Linked DNA regions of Homo sapiens: region 1 is linked to region 2. A link is a contact called in ENCODE Hi-C or POLR2A ChIA-PET data. All regions are on one chromosome and are shown on one strand. Each heading gives the region's core, a stretch centred on a gene start or an enhancer-like site at or near the end of the contact. The rest is flanking DNA. Distances are from core to core; before and after follow the strand shown.

Region 1 (4,789 bases), core at 1,881-4,380, 40 kb after region 2:
TGAATGAACAGGACCAGGGAGGGTGGGCTCCAGAGCCCTGGTGGCTGCCAGGGTGAGGCAGGCGCCAGCCAGATATTGGCCCCTGGAGGCTGGGTGCCCACCCTGGAGTCACTGACCATTGGGCAGTGCCTTGCAGAGCGCCCCTCATCTTCGCCATGCCCGGATATCGGGGAGGTGTACGCGGATGGGGTGCTGCTGGTCTGGAAGCCCGTGGAATCCTACGGCCCTGTGACCTACATTGTGCAGTGCAGCCTAGAAGGTATGAGGTGGCCCCTGTACCCGAGGCTCCGGCCACCCCTCCCGGGAGCCATGTCTAGGGGCCCTTGGGGAGATGCCTGGCCTGCTGTGTTCCCATGGGTGGCCTCAGGGAAGGGTTTCTCCACCCCCACTGACGTGGTGTGTGGAGGCCTCAGTGGCCCCTCACGTGCTCCTGTGTGGCCAGGCGGCAGCTGGACCACACTGGCCTCCGACATCTTTGACTGCTGCTACCTGACCAGCAAGCTCTCCCGGGGTGGCACCTACACCTTCCGCACGGCATGTGTCAGCAAGGCAGGAATGGGTCCCTACAGCAGCCCCTCGGAGCAAGTCCTCCTGGGAGGGCCCAGCCACCTGGGTGAGCCACACCACACTCGGGGCTTGGAGGGTGGGAACAGCAGCTAGAAGACCCAGATTACGCTCCCTCCTGTGCAGGGTCTCCATAGCTGTCCACTTCCTTCTGGGGAGACAGCTGCTCCTGGGCTTGGCATTCGAGGCCTACACACTTTAGGGGCCGCCTCACCCCCAGGCCCCCCCTTCACTCACCTACACTCCCATGCACTCATTGACGAGCACACAAGTCCATTCTGCTTCATTCTGAGTGTTGGTAGTGAGAGTTGGTAGTGACTGGCCTGTGCTGCCTCTAGCTTTGGTGGAGGAATGCTAGGGTTGATTAGTAATGTCTGCCCTGGGCTCAAGGGAGGAAGAGAGGGCATGATTGCTATGGGTGGTCCATTCTCAAATGCCCCTGCAGCCCTCACACACACCCTCACTCAGGTTGCCTCTCACTGCTTGCTGTACCCCCTCCCTGTCCCCATACCCCCAGAACCTGAGGAACAAGAGGTGGGAGTGCGTAACTCAAAGTCCCAGCTGTCAAGGTGCCTGGGAAGGGGTGATGGGAGACGTGGGGAGAGCTGGGGCTGTGGGGATGCCCTCTTCACCCCCTCTTATCATCTGCCCCTCCTCCCACAGCCTCTGAGGAGGAGAGCCAGGGGCGGTCAGCCCAACCCCTGCCCAGCACAAAGACCTTCGCATTCCAGACACAGATCCAGAGGTGCAGTGGCCTGGGGGGCTGCAGGCGGGTGGGGCCAGGGCCTGGACCCCCCCTTGTTGACCACCCATGCCCCCACACCCACCATCTCGCTGAACTGGGCTCCTGCTGCTCTGAGTGTTGGGAATCGGGGAATGGGAGGGGACCACCCACCAGCCTGACCGCTGTCCCCTTGAGCAGGGGCCGCTTCAGCGTGGTGCGGCAATGCTGGGAGAAGGCCAGCGGGCGGGCGCTGGCCGCCAAGATCATCCCCTACCACCCCAAGGACAAGACAGCAGTGCTGCGCGAATACGAGGCCCTCAAGGGCCTGCGCCACCCGCACCTGGCCCAGCTGCACGCAGCCTACCTCAGCCCCCGGCACCTGGTGCTCATCTTGGAGCTGTGCTCTGGGCCCGAGCTGCTCCCCTGCCTGGCCGAGAGGTGAGGGTGGCCTGGGGTGGTGTGGTTGAGCTGATGGACGGACTGATGGACTGATGGACCCAGGCCTCTGGGGTGGGGCTGGAGGACCAGGCCCCTCTGCACAGCCAGTGCCCCTCCCAGTCCACGGGGAGTAGTCTCAGCCCTGGCCCTGGTGGCCCCCACCCCGGAGCCTGGGCTGAGCAGCTTCTGCCCCCCAGGGCCTCCTACTCAGAATCCGAGGTGAAGGACTACCTGTGGCAGATGTTGAGTGCCACCCAGTACCTGCACAACCAGCACATCCTGCACCTGGACCTGAGGTCCGAGAACATGATCATCACCGAATACAACCTGCTCAAGGTCGTGGACCTGGGCAATGCACAGAGCCTCAGCCAGGAGAAGGTGCTGCCCTCAGACAAGTTCAAGGACTACCTAGAGACCATGGGTGCGTGTGTGGACAGTTGGGGGGACCTCACCTGGGGCGGGGGGCAGGAAGAAGCCCCCTCTCCTCCAGTGCTGTCCTCTCTCCCAGCTCCACTGCCACCCACTCAGCCACACACCTGGCCCACACACCTGTGCCCCACCTATCCCACCTGGGACCACTCACTCATGCCCACCACCTGTGTCCCTCCACCTGAGCCCAACCACATGTGCCCCTCCCAGCTCCAGAGCTCCTGGAGGGCCAGGGGGCTGTTCCACAGACAGACATCTGGGCCATCGGTGTGACAGCCTTCATCATGTGAGTCCTCCAACCTGTCTGGGGGTTGCTAGGTGGGCGGGGCAGTCTCCCCCCTCCACCCGAGGGTGACCTCAGGGCCCCTGCACCCCCGTCCACCTGAGGGTGACCTCACGGCCCCTGCACCCTCGTCCACCCGAGGATGACCTCACGGCCCCTGCACCGGCCACCCGAGGGTGACCTCAGTGCTCCTGCATCCCCTCCCCCTCCGCCCTGGTCTACCCAAGGAGGGTGACCTCAGGGCCCGTGCACCCGCCACCTGCGCAGGCTGAGCGCCGAGTACCCGGTGAGCAGCGAGGGTGCACGCGACCTGCAGAGAGGACTGCGCAAGGGGCTGGTCCGGCTGAGCCGCTGCTACGCGGGGCTGTCCGGGGGCGCCGTGGCCTTCCTGCGCAGCACTCTGTGCGCCCAGCCCTGGTAAGGCGCGCCCCTCTCCTCCTCCTTCTCCCCGCCCCCTCCTCCCGTCCCGCCCCCTCCTCCTTCCGTCCCGCCCCGCCCCGCCCCCCCACTCCCTTTCCCCTCGGTACTCTCCCTTCCCCCTCTCCCCTTTTCCACTTGCCTTCCCCACACCCCTCCCGCCGCTGGGCCACGTGCTGAGCCTATGTCCGTCCCAGGGGCCGGCCCTGCGCGTCCAGCTGCCTGCAGTGCCCGTGGCTAACAGAGGAGGGCCCGGCCTGTTCGCGGCCCGCGCCCGTGACCTTCCCTACCGCGCGGCTGCGCGTCTTCGTGCGCAATCGCGAGAAGAGACGCGCGCTGCTGTACAAGAGGCACAACCTGGCCCAGGTGCGCTGAGGGTCGCCCCGGCCACACCCTTGGTCTCCCCGCTGGGGGTCGCTGCAGACGCGCCAATAAAAACGCACAGCCGGGCGAGAAGTCTTCCGTCTCGTTGCATTATTTTCTTTTGGGGAGGAGAGGGAGTGAGGGCTCTGTCCCCGCCTTTCTGGCTGGGGCGCCGATCAGGCTGCCCCGCTGTGTTTGGGCCTGTGAGCCCCTTAGAAGGCGTCCTTAGGGGTCGCTCCCTCACTCCGATGCTCCGCGCGTTCAGCCCCTCGGGGCGTCTCCGTCCTCACACCCATGCGCGTTTATTCCACCCGCCGTGCGCCTTCCTCTCTTCCATCACGCTGACCTGCAGCCCCGCAGCCCGCTTTCTCCGCCGTCGGGCCAGCCGCTTGTTTCCACAACTTCTCTGCCCCGGGAAGAGTTCTTGGGCAAAGCGTGCAAGCGAGGGCGAGAAGCCGCGGGCCACGATCCGCTGGAGGAGAGGAGGCTTCAGAGTCGCTGGCGCGTGGCCTCGGTGAAAAGCAACCCAGTGTTTGAGATTCCATGGGCAATGACTACGCTGGCCGAGCCCCGCCCTGCCCCTTGCCAGGAGTGCAGGAAGCCTGGGCCGTGGGGTGCGCGCGTTGTCTCTCAAACGCTGCTGAATGTCCTTTCTCCTATTCTTTGACGTGGGAAAGGGAACTTGAGATAGGTGCAGCCCAGGAGACCTGGGAGCTGGCAGGGAGGGCCTTCTCCTCTTGCACATAAAACCTTTTGCAGAGGTCCCTCAGACACAAGGCCAGGCCCCTCATACCTATGTCTAAGCATAGATGGAGAGGAGGCTAACCGACCCCTCTTGGCTAAAATGGGTCATGCTGATTCCTGGCCAGCTTAGATTTATGGGGACATCCAGTGATGGAGTTGTCCTGGCTCTCTCTGACAGCATGCAACCCAGAATGAGGCCCGGTTGTTTTAAACACTCCTTTTAATCACCAAAACAGTCAGCTCTTCATAGCATCCTCTTCTCGAGCAGCCCCAGGGTTCCCGGGGTGGGGATATGATCTCCACTGTCCCCAGCAACAAGGCTGACGTTGGACGACAGCTTCGTTCCTGGGGGGCTGGGGCTGCAGGGTGTAGACAGCAGTCTCTACCCTCCTGATTCTCAGCTCATCTCAGGGGCCCAATGACGACCACATGCTGATGGGTCCATTCTGCAATGTCCAAATGCTGAACACCTCCCCTGAAATCTTACTGAGCCCAGGACACTTTGAATCAAAATCCAAGCATCGGCCAGGCACAGTGGCTCACACCTGTAATCCCAGCACTTTGGGAGGCTGAGGTAGGAGGATCACTGGAGCCCAGGAGTTCAAGACAAGCCTGGGCAATAATAGGGAGACTCTTGTCTCTACAAAAAATAAAAAATTAGCTTGGCATGGTGGTGCATGCCACCAGCATGGTACCAGCTACTCGGGAGGTGAGCCCAGAGGTCAAGGCTGCAGTGAGCTGTGATTGTGCCACTGCACTCTAGCCTGGACCACAGAGCAAGACCCTGTCTCTAAAAAGAAAACAAACATCTTCTAACTTGAACTGAC
Region 2 (4,609 bases), core at 975-3,474:
TCTCAGGACACCCCCTTCACCTGTTTAGGACCACACAAGCCATCTCAGCACAGGGGTTGGAAACTGCGAGTTTTGCTGACCTTGGTGGGCAGAGGAAAGGTACAGTCAGGGTGGGTGCATGCTTGTGAGGGGCCAGGGTGGCTGATCCCCTGATGCTTGGGGGCAGGGAGGAGGCTGCCCAGGGGTGGCTCCTGGCCTCAGAGGCCCCTCCTGAGCAGCACAGCCTTGGGACACCTGCTCACACAGCCAGGACCAACCCATGTTCTCTTAGGCCTGGACTTGAGGCTTGGTTAGTGTCAGAACCATGTCTGATCCCCGTGGATCCGGGAGCCTGTGGGGTCCCTGGGCCGGCCCTGGGCACAGAGCTCACATCCAGCAGGCTGTGTAGATACCTGGGTCTGGGTAGAACTCCTAGGTGCTGGGCACTGAGAACAGAGGCAGCACAGCCCCGCTTTGGACCCACGGCTCCTCCTGCAGCCTGATGCGCAGGTCTGGCCTCTGCTGACTCTGTCCCCAGTGCCCCTCGTCCACTGTCCACTGGCGGCCCCTGCTGTGCCCTCTGTCTCTGGACATTCTCAGCCCATTGGTCACGCCTCGGCTTGACGCTCATGAGCCAGAGTGACTCCTCATCCTGGCCAGTTCCCACTGGCCTCCTGCCCTGCCGGCCACTGAGTCTCATCATCTCCCTGCTGGACATCAGCACTATGCGGGGGAGGCCTTGGCTCTTTGTTCACCATCGGCTCCCAGGGCCCAACATGGGCCTATGGCATGGGGTGCCTGGTATACATCCGAGGGGCACGCAGCCACCTGAGCAGAGCGTTTGTATCCGCAGAAGAGCCTCTGGCTGCCAAGGAGGCCCTCGGCCACCTGTCCCTCGCTGAGGTGGGCACAGAGGAGTTCCTGCAGAAACTGACCTCCCAGATCACTGAGATGGTATCGGCCAAGATCACGCAGGGTGAGGGGCAGCAGCCCATGTGCCAGGGTCCCTGGGGTGTGTCTGGGGTGTTTGCCCTTCCCCTGAGCCCTGGAGAGCCAGAGGCAGGCCAGGGTGTCATGATCCTTGCACCCCCAGCCAAGCTGCAGGTGCCCGGAGGTGACAGTGATGAGGACTCCAAGACACCATCTGCATCCCCCCGCCATGGCCGATCACGGCCATCCTCCAGCATCCAGGAGTCTTCCTCAGAGTCAGAGGACGGCGATGCCCGAGGCGAGGTGGGCGGCTGGAACCCTCTGGGAGCAGGGCAGGGAGAGGCCCTGACCTTCCTGAAGAGAAGGTGCAGGGTGGAGAGGGACTCAGGAGGCAGGACCCCCATGGGACTCTAGGGAGGTGGGACCGCACCAAGGTGCATAGGAGGCAGGAACTGGTGAGAACAGGGTCTTCTCCTCACGGGGCCCGGCAGAGACTTGCCTTCTGGGAGAGCCATTTGTTTGATTCATTCATTCACTCCTTTGTTCCTTCAATGGAGAATGTGTCTCAGGCCTCAGTGTACCAGGCACCCTGTTAGGGCTTGGGGTGGGTGTGGAGATGGGGAGAAGGTAAACAAGTAACTGAGTGTAGGCAGTCCAGGCCTGGAGACCCTGGGGCTGTGGTGACCTCTAAGGTTGGGGGTGGGGCAGGGGAGGTCTCCCACATTCCCGCTGTTCTGCGTGGAGGGGGAACTGGGCGTGTGCACGCTGACTCTGGGGATCCCTGCCCTGTGGCTTAGGATCTCGGCAGGCCCGGCTGGCACCTCCCGGGTCTCACCACTTCAGCACCCCCATCCCTCTCTCAGATCTTTGACATCTACGTGGTCACCGCTGACTACCTGCCCCTAGGGGCTGAGCAGGATGCCATCACGCTGCGGGAAGGCCAGTATGTGGAGGTCCTGGATGCAGCCCACCCACTGCGCTGGCTTGTCCGCACCAAGCCCACCAAGTCCAGCCCCTCACGGCAGGGCTGGGTGTCACCAGCCTACCTGGACAGGAGGCTCAAGGTATCTGAATGGCCAGGCAGGAGGGGTCCTCAGGGGTCCCGGAGGCCCCTAGCAGGGTCGTCCCAATTTGAGGGGCGAGAGCCCGATCCCCGCGGGGCAGGGCCAGAGCTCAGTACCCCAACAGAAAACTCCTGTCCCTCACCAGCTGTCACCTGAGTGGGGGGCCGCTGAGGCCCCTGAGTTCCCTGGGGAGGCTGTGTCTGAAGACGAATACAAGGCAAGGCTGAGGTGAGTGACTGCCGGGCCGGAGGTGGTGGCACTGGCATCCCACCAGCTGGACAGTCTCCCAAAGAAGCAGGCCGCTTGCCCTGGCTCTGGGTCCAGGACCTAACCCTGGAGGTCTTGGGGTCATGGCCATGCTGATTCCTCTGCGGGGGCCTCTGAAACAGCGCTCCTGTGTGAGCCTGTTAGGGACGGGTGGGGGCCGAGGACAGCAGAGCAGGCCCAGAGCTGCCTGGGTTCCCGCAGCTGCCCTCCCAGCCTCGTGCTGGCAGGACCCATCTGGGTGGCTTCCTGATGTTGGGGCCGGCCTTGTCCAAGAGGGAGCCTCTCTCCACCTGCTCTCCCACTTCCTGCGAGCAGGCAACAGGCTGCGCAGCAGGAGGCGCTCCCATCTAGCAGCTGAGGGAGTGGGGGCCTCGTGGCCCACAGTCCCTGCACGGGAAGCAGGAGCTCCGTGGTCCCTTACGGCAGCCCCCTCCTGCCCAGCTCTGTGATCCAGGAGCTGCTGAGTTCTGAGCAGGCCTTCGTGGAGGAGCTGCAGTTCCTGCAGAGCCACCACCTGCAGCACCTGGAGCGCTGCCCCCACGTGCCCATAGCTGTGGCCGGCCAGAAGGCAGTCATCTTCCGCAATGTGCGGGACATCGGCCGCTTCCACAGCAGGTGGGTGGGTGGGGCCACACACACACACACACACACACACACACACACACGTCCATGCATGGACACACTGTAGGGCCAGGCCTCCTGCAGGTGGGTTGGAGCCAAGGGGGGAGAGAACCTGTGCTGACTTGATTTATCCCTCAGCACCCCTCCCCTCAGAAACCCAGACATGTGTACCTGGCTTACTCATGGGAAGGCCTGCGGTGCACCAACTGCTAACTGGCATGTGCGCAGGCCCAAGTGCATGCACACCCTCACACGTGTGCACACATGAACACATACATGTGTACAGGTGCAGCCTTTAACAGCATACACCCATGTGCATGGCACATGTGCACATCTGTAAATGCACACACATGCACACAGTACATACACCCACATACACGTGCACATCACCTATGTGCACACAGTGCATGCCTATAGACGTGCACACGCATATATGCCTGTGTACATGTATATATGTTATACACATGGACACACATATGTACATGCCCCCACACTATCTCTGCACATCTATGCATATGCACTTCTGCACACATGTGCACACCCAGCATGTACATGCACACCCTTTTATCTGCACACTTTAATACATGCACGCATGCGTATAGCATACAACACCTCCTTCCTCCACCACCTGCCTGTGTATGCAACCACATGTGTGCTCATACACATTTACATGCCTCCACAAATGTGCACGCCCACATACATGTACATATGTAATATTCATGTGAGCTTTCATACACGGCACACAAGCACTTATTTGCATGCCCACACATGTCTGCACGCACACTCTCACAGACCCCAGGAGCCACAGGGCCCCAGCCCTTGTGCAGGGGCCAGCTTCCTCCCAGAGGTGAGGGCTCAGGGCCAGGCTATGGGGCGCAGGCTGAGTCCTGATGCCATCCCCCTTCACAGCAGCTTCCTGCAGGAGTTGCAGCAGTGCGACACGGACGACGACGTGGCCATGTGCTTCATCAAGAACCAGGCGGCCTTTGAGCAGTACCTGGAGTTCCTGGTGGGGCGTGTGCAGGCTGAGTCGGTGGTCGTCAGCACGGCCATCCAGGAGTTCTACAAGGTGCCCATGCCTGAACTCATGGGCTCCTGAACCTCAGTGCCTGCCCTTGGCTCCCTTTGAAGGCTCACTGAGCCCAGGCGTCCTCCAAGGTTCATCCTGTTCTGCCCACATCAGAGCCTGCGCTCATCTTCCCCGACCTCGCCACTGCCCACAGCCTCCCTGCACCCCCCTTGGGCCTCAGTTCAGAAATGCGGGTGGAGCTGCTTTTGCAGCCCTGTGCTTCTGGGAAGGCCACTTCAGCAGCCCAAGTCCTGTGCTTGTCACCTGTCAGGAGGTGATGACAGCTGTCACCTGGGGTGTAGGCTGTGTGTGCACCCTGGGGACCCACCCTCCAGCTCTCAGGGACACAGCCATCAGTGGGCCTTGCACTCCTGCCCTAAAACCCACCCTCCTGGTTCCCACAGAAATACGCGGAGGAGGCCCTGTTGGCAGGGGACCCCTCTCAGCCCCCGCCACCACCTCTGCAGCACTACCTGGAGCAGCCAGTGGAGCGGGTGCAGCGCTACCAGGCCTTGCTGAAGGTGGGCACCACCTCCCCTGCCCCGCCTCCTCTGCCCAGGCTGGGTCTCTTGGGTTCCAGCCTGTGGAGCATTCTAAGCCCTGACCTTCGCCCCGGCCCCAGGAGCTGATCCGCAACAAGGCGCGGAACAGACAGAACTGCGCGCTGCTGGAGCAGGCC

The links. A loop is a pair of places that touch in the nucleus more often than their neighbours do. ChIA-PET counts read pairs that join two places held with the same protein, here RNA polymerase II (POLR2A).
Region 1: a map of breast epithelium shows a loop between it and region 2 (23-fold over the local background). The contact joins two enhancer-like sites. A Hi-C loop is called at or near these places in 1 of 168 maps with a recorded cell type or tissue (breast epithelium). POLR2A ChIA-PET finds 5 or more read pairs at or near these places in 3 of 52 experiments (H1, PC-9 and WTC11).

What each region holds. Positions count from the first base shown.
Region 1 is chr1:228,375,566-228,380,354 of GRCh38, forward strand. OBSCN (obscurin, cytoskeletal calmodulin and titin-interacting RhoGEF) reads left to right here. Exons shown (of 116, transcript NM_001386125.1): 109 at 137-259; 110 at 443-613; 111 at 1,228-1,309; 112 at 1,487-1,726; 113 at 1,924-2,147; 114 at 2,366-2,441; 115 at 2,706-2,855; 116 at 3,053-3,311. The coding sequence ends at 3,230. Among named protein-coding and RNA genes, the nearest start is that of TRIM11-AS1, 16 kb to the right of the region's middle. RefSeq lists an enhancer at 3,033-3,102. Within about 2 kb of position 3,131, at least 19 of the 41 ENCODE cell types and tissues checked have a DNase peak (open chromatin) inside an H3K27ac peak, as active enhancers do.
Region 2 is chr1:228,336,172-228,340,780 of GRCh38, forward strand. It overlaps OBSCN (obscurin, cytoskeletal calmodulin and titin-interacting RhoGEF), which reads left to right. Exons shown (of 116, transcript NM_001386125.1): 75 at 29-99; 76 at 833-955; 77 at 1,073-1,212; 78 at 1,773-1,973; 79 at 2,119-2,201; 80 at 2,682-2,855; 81 at 3,774-3,930; 82 at 4,335-4,451; 83 at 4,553-4,609. Among named protein-coding and RNA genes, the nearest start is that of TRIM11-AS1, 56 kb to the right of the region's middle. Within about 2 kb of position 2,225, at least 2 of the 41 ENCODE cell types and tissues checked have a DNase peak (open chromatin) inside an H3K27ac peak, as active enhancers do.